Regions from separate parts of the Homo sapiens genome. Here regions 2, 3 and 4 are each linked to region 1. A link is a contact called in ENCODE Hi-C or POLR2A ChIA-PET data. All regions are on one chromosome and are shown on one strand. The core of a region is the stretch at or near the end of the contact, and the rest is flanking DNA. Distances in the headings are between cores, read along the strand shown.

Region 1 (2,883 bases), core at 210-2,709:
AACATGTTCTCTATGTGCGGATACACATCTTTACAGTGCTTATCACTACCTGACAGGACCTTATCATTTGTGCTTGACTTGCCAAAGAATGTAAGCTTCATGAGGGCAGGGGTTCTGTTTTGTACACTGCTTTATTTCCAGAACATGGGGCAGCACCAAGCAGAATGGTATTCAAATATCTATTGAATGTATGAATATACACTGACAGTTCACATGTAAGCGTACACCTCTATCAAGGATATATGGAAAGTTTTTACACCTCTAAGCAACTAAAAGGAACGCTATGGCTTACTACTTGACCTTGCGCTTGAAGTTTAAGATAGGTAGTTGTTTCGAATCTTTATTTTCATTCAACATCCCAAAGATGTTTAGCTAGTAAAGAAAAACTAAAGTACAAACCCCGAGATCCAGTATTTACCCGTTTGCCCAAGGAGAGGCGAGGACCATTCATAATAAAGTCACTGAAACAATTAAGACAATGGATGGGACCAGTTTTTCTTTTCTGAAGCTAAAGAGGCGCGAGAGGAGGACACACACAGTAGACAAAGCCAGCCAAGAACCTCGGAAAGTCGGCCCCAAACAATAGCAGCAACGACAGAGGCAGGCCCCGGGTTGGATCTACAGGGGGTGGAGTCTCAGAAAGCACCATCGAGTAACCCGCTCCATGTGCGGGCCCGACGGAGGGGCGAAGGAGGGGTTCCTGGGACTCAACTCCGGGAAGCCCCCTGGGTGTGTACCTGTGTTTGCGGCGGCGGGTGACCTGGGGAAACAGGGTGCAGACAGCTGCAGAGCTTTTCTTTTTTTTTTTTTAAGCTGTGGTAACCCTGGCTGCTTAATAAATCCCCAGCGCTCGGTGCGAAGAGGGAAATCCCCGGACAGAGTGTGGGATCGGATTCCCCTGGGACGGATGATGCGGCCGCGAGAGGGGGACAGGGGAAGACCCCAGGGATGGCGGGGGATGACTTACTTTGAGGAGACAGCTGTTGAGCGGTGCGGGCACCGAGGTGCGGTGGATAACCAGGTCCTGGCCCGGGTTGTGCACGTCGCAGATGAGCTCCAGCACAGCGATGCTGCGGGCCGTGGACACAGACACGCGGTGGTCCTCGGACCAAGCCAGCGGTTCCAGGCCGCTCACCGCATACTGCAGCTTCACGGCCGGCTCCCGCCGAGTCACCATGAGGCGGAATGCAGCGCTGGGCCCCGGGGCCGCGTCCGCTGCTGGCTCCTTCCCGCCCGCCTCGCCGCCCCCCTCTCCCTCCTCCTCCCCAGACGGCGCAGGCCCGTCGTCCGCGGGCCCCACCCGGGCCTGGTCGGCCGTGTTCATCTTCTCTCAGGTGCAGAGGTCGGACGCCCTGGCGCTCCACGCAGTCGCGCGACCACCTCCCGGACCGCCGCCGCCACCCCCAGCGCCCTCCGCGGCGGTTTTCTCCCCTCAGGCCCCGAGCGCCGCCGAGCCAAGAAGGACCCCGCCGTTGCCAGGCAACGCGGCCCTACCAGGTGGCCAAGGAACTGCCTGTCCAGAAAAAGGACAGCGAGCGGGGAGCCCCGAGGACCCCCTTTTCCCTGCCCAGGGATTGAGCTCCAGAGCCTGTTAGGGAGCTACCCAGACAGGCTTTAGTTCCTAAAGTGCTGAGGAAACGCACGGGGCGGTAAAGGGGAGGCTCGTCGGTGAGATGGCGCCGGATCTCGCTTCTCAGAGGCATTCAGAGAGCTTCCCCAGCGTGAACTCTCGGCCGAATGTAATTTTGCCAGGCCGCGAGGGACGCAGAGAGGGGCTGCCACCAGGCGGGGGCACGCGCGGTAGTCTTGTCCCTACCCGCCCGGTGCCGCCGTCCCCGGCTCCCCTCGGGACGAGTCCGTACAGCTGGAGCCGTTCCGGACCCGGAAGGGGCGGTGGCGCAGGGTCCTCGCGCGTCCCACGTGGGGTCCCGGGCCCAGCAGTCTGCGCACCGGGCTCGCTGCTGCACCACGCGTCACCCACGCAGACCATGGCAGCCGCCGACGGTTCGCTCTTCGACAACCCCAGGACGTTCTCCAGACGTCCCCCAGCCCAGGCGAGTCGGGTGAGTTCTGACCCGGCTTCAGCTCCGTCCCCACCCGCGGCCCGGCTGTGGGCGCGCCGCGAGCTGCAGCCGTGCCTTGGAGTCGGGTTTCGAGTCATTCACGGAGTTAAGCGGGAGAAAGACACCGGGCAGCTTCGGGACAAGTTGCGCCGAAACACGTGTCTCTAACCGGAACACCACCCGCAGGGATGCGCCTGGAAGCGGGGAGTGGAGCGGTGTGGAGGGGCGGGGAGCTGGCTCCTGCGCCTAGAAAAGTAAAGGAAGGAATTAGAGGCTGTTTCCCGTGGAAGGTAGGACCTGAAGTTCCGGCGCAAGTCCCAGGCCAAAGCTTAACTTCTCTAAGCCAGTTTCCTCGACTGAGTGCGGACTAAGCTCTGATTTTTTTTTTTATCTTGCCCACATTCCTGTCTGGGAAGAGTCATGCCCTACAAACCATAAATTCTCATCAGATGGCTTTCATTTAACCCTATATATCGTGACTTACTTTCCAAACTGGCTCTGGCCTAACATTATGTGACAAAGAAGAAAGTTAAAATATTACCCCTAAACATGTTTCTTTGCCACATTTTGAAATGGCTTTGCAAAGCTGTTCTTTGGGGGGGGCGGGCGGGGTGGACATTTGCATCTGCAAAGAATCTCTATTAACATAGCTAGATCTTTTTCTTCCAGGCCCTCCCAATCCTAAAGAGATTAAGAGTCTACCACCTTTCAAAGATCTGAATAGGAAACACTTGTCTGTTGTCTCTAAGGGCAGCCACTAAAGACTTGAAAAGAACCTTGGTCTCCACAATCTTTTATCTTAACCTGAGCATTTTCTTTG
Region 2 (2,883 bases), core at 254-2,753, 470 kb before region 1:
CTCACAGTTGTAAAGGCCAGAGGTCCAAAATCCAGGGGTCAGCAGGACCCTGCAGTCTCTGAAGGCCCTTTTCCTTCCTAATCCTTCCATCTCTAAGTCTGTGAGGCAGCTAACAGGTTTTGTAGTATTGTCTCACATTAGCGTGGTGATGTCCCCAGGAAGTAGACGTTAGAACCATCCCCATTGTGCAGGTCAGGAGACTGGGGAGGCCCTGAAAGGCACAATGGCTAGTTTGGGGTCACAGAACTGGCAAGAGGCAGGAGCTTGGTGACCCAGATGGCTTCCCCTCTCTGAGCCTCAGGGGCTGGGAGCATGAGAACACACTGGTTGGCTGTCCCAGCTCCCAGGGTGGCTGTGAGTACCTGGAAGTGCCCCTTGTCTCCCCTCACACATCTGCCATCACTCTCCCCATTTCCTTAACCCCCAGCACTGCTGCCACTTGATTTTTACGAACATCTGAATATGACGAACATACAGATTTTTACGAACATCTGAATATGACGAAGTAGCAAAGGTGGATATTCACTCATTCATTTCGTATCTGTCTCCTGGGCCCAGGCCATGCCGGGGCGGGGGGTGGGGGTAACAAGAATCCGGGGAGTTGCCAGGGGAAGGGGAAGTGCTCATCTGGGGAGTGCGTGGGCACAGAGAGATTCCAGAAGGAGGTGTCCTGTGGTCGTGGTTGATTCGTGGAGGGGAGGTGTGGTGATGGCACAGAGGGTGATGACTGGGACCAGTGTCTATCGGGTCAGCTTCCTGGGCTGCTGTCACAAAGTGCTGGGTGGCTCAACACAACAGAAATGTATTCTCTCACAGTTCTAAAGGCCAGAAGTCCAAAATCCAGGGGTCAGCAAGGCCATGCTGTCTCTGAAGGTTCTAGGAGAGGATACTTCCTTGCATCTTCCAACCTCTGGTGGCTGCCAGTTTCCTTGGCATTCGTTCCTGGTTTTGTAGACGTGTGACTGCAAACTGTGCCTTCATCAGTTCGTGTCTGTCCGCCTGTGCGTGTCTGTCCAATTTTCCCTGTTATCATAAGGATAGCAGTCATTGGATTAAGGCCCACCCTAATCCAGTATGACCTCATCCGGATTCTATCCGCACAGACCCTATTTCCAAATAAGATCTCATTCACGGGTACCAGAGATCTTTTTGTTCAGGGACACAGTTCAACCCGTAACAGGAGTATTGGGAATGATCCCCCTCCCAAAGGCCGGGTACCCGCGTGCCTACGGGGACTAGGGGAGCAGCGGGGAGTCGGAAGACATCGCAGGAACCCAGCCCCCAGCCAGGGGGTGTGGGGGCGTGAGCGGAGCCCGCCTGCTCCTCAGCTTGGCGCGCTCTGGCGGCAGCACCAGCAGGTGGCGCTGTGCCCTCCCGTGCGGCCGCCCAGCCCGGCGCGGAGCTGCCGCAGACAAAGGTCTCGCTTTCGGGTCGCGAGGAGCTTGCGCACAGCTGTAAACAGGCCAGGGGCACGGCCACCTCATGGGTGACACACACGGGAGGAAATCAAACCAGGCGGGGCCGAGGCGGGGTGACTGGGTGGCGACTTTGCGTCGGAGGCCGGCGGGGGGCGGAGGAGGAGGTGACAGGGGTGGCGAGGAGGACCATGGTTTGCAGACCGTGGTGTCAGCGGGGCGGAAAGGAAGGCAGGGAGGAGGGATAGGGGACCTGCGAGGCTGCAGGGGCCAGGAGTTTGCCTTTCGTTTGGTTCCTCGCCTGCAAGCTGAGCCGGCCTTTCTCAGGCCTCTCCAGAGGCCGTGCGGCTGATGACACTGCGGTTTGCAGATAGCTCTCCTGTTACTGCAGGCCCAGGTCTGCGGGTGCTCGGAAGGCAGCCCTGGGCACGGGTGGGCTGTCTGTGCAGATAGAGACTTGAGGGGTCCTTCCCCCCAACCCCAGCCCCAGACCCTGCCTCAGGGGAGCTGGGATGCCTGAGGTGGTCCTGCTGCTCCTGGTGGGGGTCAGCACAGCCCCTCAGAGGCGCCTTTGATATACAAAGGGGCGAGGCAGTGTGGGGCTGAGGAGCAGGGGTCAGGTCCCCGCCATGGAGCTGCTCACATGGCATCAGCGAAAGGGAGCGGAGTGCACAGCGGGCCGCTGGCCCAGGAGTGGAATGAGTGGAAGCCATTCCTTTATTTTATTATTATTATTATTATTATTATTATTATTATTGTTGTTGTTGTTGTTATTATTATTATTATTATTATTATTATTATTATTGAGACAGGGTCTTGCTCTGTGGCCCAGGCTGCAGTGCAGGGGCCAGATCACGGCTCACTGCGTCCTCGACCTCCTGGGCTCAGACCTCCAGAGTAGCTGGGGCGGCAGGTGCACGCCAACACTCCCAGCTAATTTTTGGATTTTTTTTGTAGAAACAGTTTCACCATGTTGCCCAGGCTGGTCTCAAACACCTGGGCTCAAGGGATTCCCCCCGCCTCGGCCTCCCAAACTGCTAGGATTAAAGGCTTGAGACACTGCATCCAGCAAGAGGCCATTTCTTACTGTCACCTCCCTACCCGCACAAGGCCCTCCCACCACCTCCTCGCTCACCGAGCTACCAGGCCCGCCCCTGAGGCTGCTGGTCCTTGACAGTTGGTTCAGCGATTGATTCACACAGCAGATACTGGCCTCTGTACACCTGGCTGGCGCTGGGTGCCTGGCCTGTGGGAAGCACCCTGGCTTCTGTGGAAGGCTCAGGGGTATGGGGCAGACAGATCTTGTGGAGAAGGCATGGGCTGCGAGCCTGGGGACCTGGATTCAGTGGCCACTCTGCCATCAGTGGCGTGGTCAGTCACCATTGCACGCTAGCCACAGGACTATTCTCCACAGAGTCCTTCCCTCTGTCCCCTGCTGCAGAGGTGCCTGGTGATGACAGCCAGCCTG
Region 3 (2,883 bases), core at 101-2,600, 430 kb after region 1:
CCTGCTGTCCCCAAGGCCAAGTTTGTTCCACTTGGTCTTAGCTTAGCTTTGGGGACTCAAGGGAAGGACCCAGGTCTAAACCTCGCAGCTGGGAAAGAACAGGTGTGGTGGCAGAAGCCAGTGCTGGGAGCACCTGCAGGTGGAGCAGTGGCAGCAGTTAGCAACCAGGACCGGACCCCCGGCACTGCTCTGAAATAAACATAGGTGGACAGGAGGCTGGACCGAGGGGGAAGTGTGGCCCCAGGGCTGGAGACACCAAGCGGAGATGGGAGAACTGCTGGATCCTCTGAATCAGAGGCCCCAGGGGATGAGCCCCGAATCTAGGAGCTTCCTCACCACTCCCAAGCTGCCCCTGTCCCCTCCAGCACCCCTTCCTAATCTTGAGAAGGTAGGGAGGACAGGGCCGGCACGTCTGGGGTCTCTGCACTGCCCGCCTCTGCCCACCTGGCCATCTGAAACTCTGGAAGGAGGCGGTGGCCGAATTGTGGGTTCAGCTTCATCTGATATTGGACTTGAGGCTCCGGCTGCAACAGGTCTGAGATGACACATCCATCGGAGGTGGCCACCGAGACACAGTATAAATCAGAGCATTGGATTCAACCTCTGCTAGGATTCTCCCTGAGTCATTTCCCTTGGACTTCTGTAGAAAAGGGCCAATACACTCCGGATTTCTTTTTTGGGAAAGGAGGGAGGCAGCCTTTCAGTGTGGGGAGGCTCCTAACAGGTGGGGCACCTGCAGCCTGGCCGCGGGGTGGAAAACTCTGCCAGCCAAGCCTGCGGGGAGGGGGCACTGCCTGCTGGAATCCACAGAAAGGCCCAGGGAAATGGTGGCCCCAGTAGGGAAACCGTTTCTTTAAGGCTGTGTTGTGGATTCCTCTGTAAGCCCCACACCTGCCCACCGTCCCCAACACAGAAAGAAAACAGGCCGTGGAGGCAGCAGTGAGCAAACTCTTTACTCCTCGGATTCTCCACCATCGGCCCCCGCGGTGACCAGTGCTCCCGCCCCGTCCCCCTTGCAGGGGACAGTGAATACAAACAAAAATAGTTCTCTACAGAACGAAGTTTCCAGGCCCCCCACCCCTTCCTTCTCTCCTCCTCCCCCAGACGGTGAGTTCCGTGGTCACCGGGCCTCCGGTGAGGCCTGGGGTCTGGTGGGTTGCAGGAAAAATAAAGAATAGAAAACAGGACCAAGTCAGCGACTGGAATTGTAGGCAACTGGAGGTCGGGGTCCGCCGCCGCCCGTGAGCCTGGCACAGGCCAGGGGGTGTCGGCCACAGTCCCGTGTGTGTAAGTGTGGTGGGAGGCAGGACGGGGTGTGGGGCGAGCAGCGTTTCTCCCGACCCTCTGGCTCACCGCCAGAAAAAAAAAAAAAAAAAGAGAGAGAGAGAAAGACAAAAAAGGAACTGGGCGGCGGATAATACAAAAGAAAAACGAAACCAAATCGCAGGCGCGGGGACCGGAGTCCCAAGGCGCCCCTGCTGCGGGGGGAGGGCAGTGCGGGCGGGAGCGCGGGCCGGGCGGGGGGCCCTGCTGAGTAGCACCTGGGAGCACCTCGGGCCGCACCCTTCTCACCGCCCGGCCTCGGACGCCGGCCCCGCCCCGGGACCCCGGGACCCCCGGCCTCCGGGTGCGGGGAGCGTCCTCCGGGCGGGGCTCAGCGGCCCAGGCGGGCGGCCAGCCCCAGCAGCAGCAGGCAGCCGAGCAGGGTGGCGGGGCGCGGGGCGGCCCCGGGCGCGCGGTCGCAGTCCAGACCGCCGTCATCGTCGGCGGGGTCGCAGCGGGGCTGCTCGCAGCGCACGCCGGTGTAGCCGCGCGGGCAGGCGCAGCGCTGGTTCTGCAGGCAGGTGCCTCCGTTCTGGCACAGCAGCTGGTCGTCGTCGCACACGTTGGCTGCAGGCGGAGGGGGCGGTCAGCACGGGGGGTGGCCCGGTCCCCCCGCCAACCTCCGAGCTCCTGCGAAGCAGGGTGTGCGAGATCCCGGGGGCGCCGTCTGGGCCGGGGATGTAGGAGGCTCCAGGCGCGCTGGGTGCGAAACGTCCCCCCTCGGAGGGTGACGGCGCCCGGGCGAGATCTGGCCCCCGGCTGCCTCCCACCGCTGCCCCTCTCTCCCCGCCCCACTGGCCTCGGTGCTGTTCTTCAGACGCGCCTGCAGTCTCCAGAGCTGTGCACGTGCTGTTCCACGCGCCTGGAGCCTCCTTTCACCCTGTGCCCGCGGCTAACGCCGACTTGGACAGCCTCCCTCCCTCTGTCCCCGCAAATACCTTTCCAACCAACCCCAGCTCGGTCTTTCTCGTAGTTCCCACCAGGCACCACCGTGCCTCAGGTCGCATCAGGCCCCGCCCCGAGCTCTTGGACCCGCCCCTCGGCCCGGCCCCGGACCTCAGCAGCATCCTGTCCCCGCCCACCTGCCAGCTCCGTCTCGCTAGGCCCCGTCCACCGCCCCCGGGTCGGCCCCATCTCACCAGGCCCCTGCCAACTATCCCAACCCTGCCCCGCTCTCACTAGGCCCCACCCACTGCCCCGGCCCTGCCCCGTCTCGCGAGGCCCCGCCCACCGCCTCTTCCCCGTCCCACTAGGCCCCACCCACTTCCCCGGCCCTGCCCCGTCTTGCTAGGCCCAGTCCACCGCCCCTGCCCCGTCCCACTAGGCCCCGCCCACTGCCTCGGTCCTGCCCCGTCCCCTTTCCGCAGGCCCCGCCCACGGGGGACGGCGCGCACTCACGGTAGCAGCCCTGGCGCCAGTAGTGCGTGGGGAGGCAGTCGTCGCACTTGGGGCCCGCCGCGCCCTCGCGGCACTCGCAGAAGCCGGTCTCGTTGCACCGGTCGTGCACGGAGCCTATCTGGTTGCAGTTACACTCTGGACGGACACGGGCACGGGCGCGCG
Region 4 (2,883 bases), core at 167-2,666, 310 kb before region 1:
GAAGACCAAACTCTGACAGAAAGAGCAAGGGGAATTACGCATTTTCTTGTCCAAAGAATTCCTTCTGCAATACTTCCGAGGACAAGAAACTTGACACTTTGCTAGACTTGGAAGAAATATTCTGCCTGTTGCCTACTAAGAAACATGCAGGCGCGTCCAGGCGGTCAGGTGCAGCTCAGCTGGCTTCTAATATCTACCAGACTCATGCCCACAGATTGTAATCGAATTTACTCCCTAAGAACTCGTGAAAGCTCTGGACTTTCTCCCCGGAAAAATGTACACGGGCACATACCCACGGCGATTCTGCAGACCTCCTCTTCACAAGTCCTGTTTTAGAGTGAGCATGTCTCCTCAGATGCCTCAACACTTAAACTTGGTTTTTTTTCTCCAAAAATAGGTGGAAAGGGCTAACAACAGCCACAGGGAAAGGCGAGCTGAAACAGTACCTCTCCATGGTCGGTCCTATTGTTCCTGGAGCCTGGGCAGTGTGTGGGAGAGGGCAGCCCTGTCATCTCCCCTTAGTAGGCTCTGGAGGGGAGAGCGCCTGACTCTCAAAGTGTCCTGGGAATTTGGCTGGGCGCAGTGGCTAATGCCTGTAATCCCAACACTTTGGGAGGCTGAGGCAGGTGGATCGTTTGAGGTCAAGAGTTCGAGACCAGCCTGGCCAACATGGTGAAACCCGTCTCTACTAAAAATACAAAAATTAGCCAGGCGTGGTAACACGCGCCTGTAATCCCAGCTACTTGGGAGGCTGAGGCAGGAGAATCGCTTGAATTCGGGAGGCAGAGGTTTCAGTGCAATCGCACCACTGCGCTCCAGAGTCTCACTCTGTCTCAAAAAAAAAAAAAAAAAAAAAAAAAAAAGTGTCCCAGGAACTTTAGTCAAGTCCCTAAAGTCTGGGACTGTCTCCGAGGGGGAACACAACTCAGGCACTTGGAAGTGTGTCTCCCTGAGCACTGCCCAGGTCCCCAGGACAGCTGGGTTGTGGGTATGACTTTGTGCCCGAAGGTGACGTCTGTCAGCCTAAAATCAAATTTTGAAAAGTGTTTCTGCGCAGCCGGCAAAGGCGCAATTCCTAGCACAGTGGCTCAGACGAGGCTACGTCCTCACCCTGTTTCTCCCTTGGCTCCTTGCCTTCCAGAGCTTTTCCAGCCCACCTCACCTTTCCTAGGACCGCAGGAGGAGCCAGGGAGCCTGCTGTGAAGCCACCTGCGGCGCACAGGCACATTTCAAAACAAAAGCGTAGAAACGCATCCTCCAGCACTCACCTGTCCGGAGCTGTCCCTCGCCTGGGTTCTGCCGGAGCTTCCCGAGGTGGGAACTGCAAAGCCTCTCTCGGGACTGGCCTCCACTCTGTCAACTGTGTGACTCTTTGCACAAATAGATACTTCTCCTTTTTGCTCTGTCTCTCTGTGTGTTTTTCCTCTTCTGTTCCCCTCCCTGATTTTCAATCTGATTATTTGTGTCAAAATCTGGCGGTGAACAAGCAGCCAATGAAGAGAGCGCGGGAGCTCAGCCGTATTTGCTTATCAAAACTTTCCAGGACACAAGACTTCGAATTCTCATTTCTAACCCTCGACACTTGGAGCGGCACGCTTTCTCTCTGCAGAGAAATTCAGAATTTCGCTGGAAATTTTGAATAACATCTGCACAAAAAGAAAGTGATGGCTAAATTATTAAATTTTAAAAATTAAAGTTAGAAAAAGCTCTAACTTATAAAACTCGATTTTGCATAGGGAAGTCATTGCTCTTTGGTTTTTTTCTTCTTTCTTTTCTCTTGCCTTTTTTCTTCCTTCCCTCCTTCCCTCCTTTTTCCTTCCTTCTCTTCCTCCTTTCTTTCTTCCTCCCTCCCTGCCTCCTTCCTTCCCTTCCTTATTTTCCTTCTTCCTCCCTCCTTCTTTCCTTCCCTCCCTCCCTCCTTCTCCTCCTCTCCTCTCTCTCTCTTCCCTCCTTTCCTCCCTCCTTTTTTCCCTGCCTCCCTCCTCGCTGCCTCCTCCCCTCCCTCCCTCCCCAAGTTCAGCACCCTGAGGCTTGTGAGAGCCAGGCTGGTGCAATGCCCCTAGTACCCGAGCCGGCCACATGCATAGAGGCCCCTCTTGTCCTTGCAGAGGTCATATCTCAGAAGAGACATCAAATTTGCATTTCCCCCAGATATGACCTTTGAGCGGGTAGAGGCACCCTGGAGGTGTGGCAGTGAGTTCGGAGGCCAGGAGACGCTCGGCCTGCTGAAGCTGCCATACAGATTGAAGGCCAGGTGCCAGAGCCCGTGTGTGCTGCCCTCTGGTGGCAGACAAAGTGATGGGGAGGCCAGTGGGGGCCTCTGGGGTGTCCCATTGATGCTGGGGGGAGTGAGGGCGGTAAAGCTTGGCTGAGCTGGCTGGGGCATTTCTTCCCATTTGGCAGGGCGTCCCATCCCCTGGCTCCCCACCTTCTCCCTCCTCCTCTGGCCCCCGCCTCCTCCCGCTTGCAGGATGACTGATTTATTTCAGGAGGTTTTGCATAAGATGAGAACGCCACAAACAGAGCACTGTTAGGCTGCTTTGTCTGCTCTTCCAGCCCGGGTGCTGGAGATATTATGTTTCCCTCATAAAGAAAACAAGTCTGGTGACAGGAAGCCCCAATTTAAACTGCAAGTCCAAGGTTCAAAATGAAGAAAAAGGGGTGTTTCAGGCGAGGTCTTTCTGCTGGGCCAGCCCTGGAGCACCAGCCAGGAGGACACAACCCTGTGGTCACCAGGCCTCAGTAATGCTGGGGTGTCAGTCCCAGCCCCAGGCTACAGACAGCAGACCACTGCTCCCAGCTCTGTGGTCTCTCTTGGTGGAAAGAAACATCTTTTTAAAAAATTATTATTGGCTGGGCACAGTGGTTCACGCCTGTAATCCC

Evidence for each region. A loop is a pair of places that touch in the nucleus more often than their neighbours do. ChIA-PET counts read pairs that join two places held with the same protein, here RNA polymerase II (POLR2A). Pooled maps may share reads with other maps.
Region 2: a loop to region 1 is called in a pooled map, with 4 times the contacts of the local background. The contact joins the enhancer-like site here to the promoter of GTF3C4 in region 1. A Hi-C loop is called at or near these places in 2 of 37 single-sample maps with no recorded cell type and 8 of 50 pooled maps.
Region 3: a map of CD8-positive, alpha-beta T cell shows a loop between it and region 1 (11-fold over the local background). The contact joins the enhancer-like site here to the promoter of GTF3C4 in region 1. A Hi-C loop is called at or near these places in 1 of 168 maps with a recorded cell type or tissue (CD8-positive, alpha-beta T cell), 1 of 37 single-sample maps with no recorded cell type and 10 of 50 pooled maps. POLR2A ChIA-PET finds 5 or more read pairs at or near these places in 2 of 52 experiments (PC-9 and common myeloid progenitor, CD34-positive).
Region 4: a map with no recorded cell type shows a loop between it and region 1 (2.6-fold over the local background). The contact joins the promoter of GFI1B here to the promoter of GTF3C4 in region 1. A Hi-C loop is called at or near these places in 6 of 37 single-sample maps with no recorded cell type and 7 of 50 pooled maps. POLR2A ChIA-PET finds 5 or more read pairs at or near these places in 2 of 52 experiments (BJ and PC-9).

What each region holds. Positions count from the first base shown.
Region 1 is chr9:132,669,040-132,671,922 of GRCh38, reverse strand. GTF3C4 (general transcription factor IIIC subunit 4) reads right to left here and starts at 1,459. Exons shown (of 5, transcript NM_012204.4): 1 at 968-1,459. The coding sequence starts at 1,324. DDX31 (DEAD-box helicase 31) reads left to right here and starts at 1,940. Exons shown (of 20, transcript NM_022779.9): 1 at 1,940-2,063. The coding sequence starts at 1,989. RefSeq lists silencers at 1,171-1,300, 1,721-1,870 and enhancers at 1,451-1,530, 1,216-2,083.
Region 2 is chr9:133,143,076-133,145,958 of GRCh38, reverse strand. It overlaps a transcript of RALGDS not described here. Among named protein-coding and RNA genes, the nearest start is that of GBGT1, 19 kb to the left of the region's middle. RefSeq lists silencers at 1,194-1,313, 1,344-1,443 and enhancers at 1,590-2,149, 2,602-2,691, 2,742-2,871. Within about 2 kb of position 1,503, at least 27 of the 41 ENCODE cell types and tissues checked have a DNase peak (open chromatin) inside an H3K27ac peak, as active enhancers do.
Region 3 is chr9:132,240,883-132,243,765 of GRCh38, reverse strand. It overlaps NTNG2 (netrin G2), which reads right to left. Exons shown (of 8, transcript NM_032536.4): 7 at 2,722-2,856; 8 at 1-1,890. The coding sequence ends at 1,655. Among named protein-coding and RNA genes, the nearest start is that of NTNG2, 80 kb to the right of the region's middle. RefSeq lists silencers at 1,507-1,576, 2,047-2,096, 2,247-2,736. Within about 2 kb of position 1,350, at least 15 of the 41 ENCODE cell types and tissues checked have a DNase peak (open chromatin) inside an H3K27ac peak, as active enhancers do.
Region 4 is chr9:132,977,227-132,980,109 of GRCh38, reverse strand. GFI1B (growth factor independent 1B transcriptional repressor) reads right to left here and starts at 1,416. Exons shown (of 7, transcript NM_001377304.1): 1 at 1,269-1,416.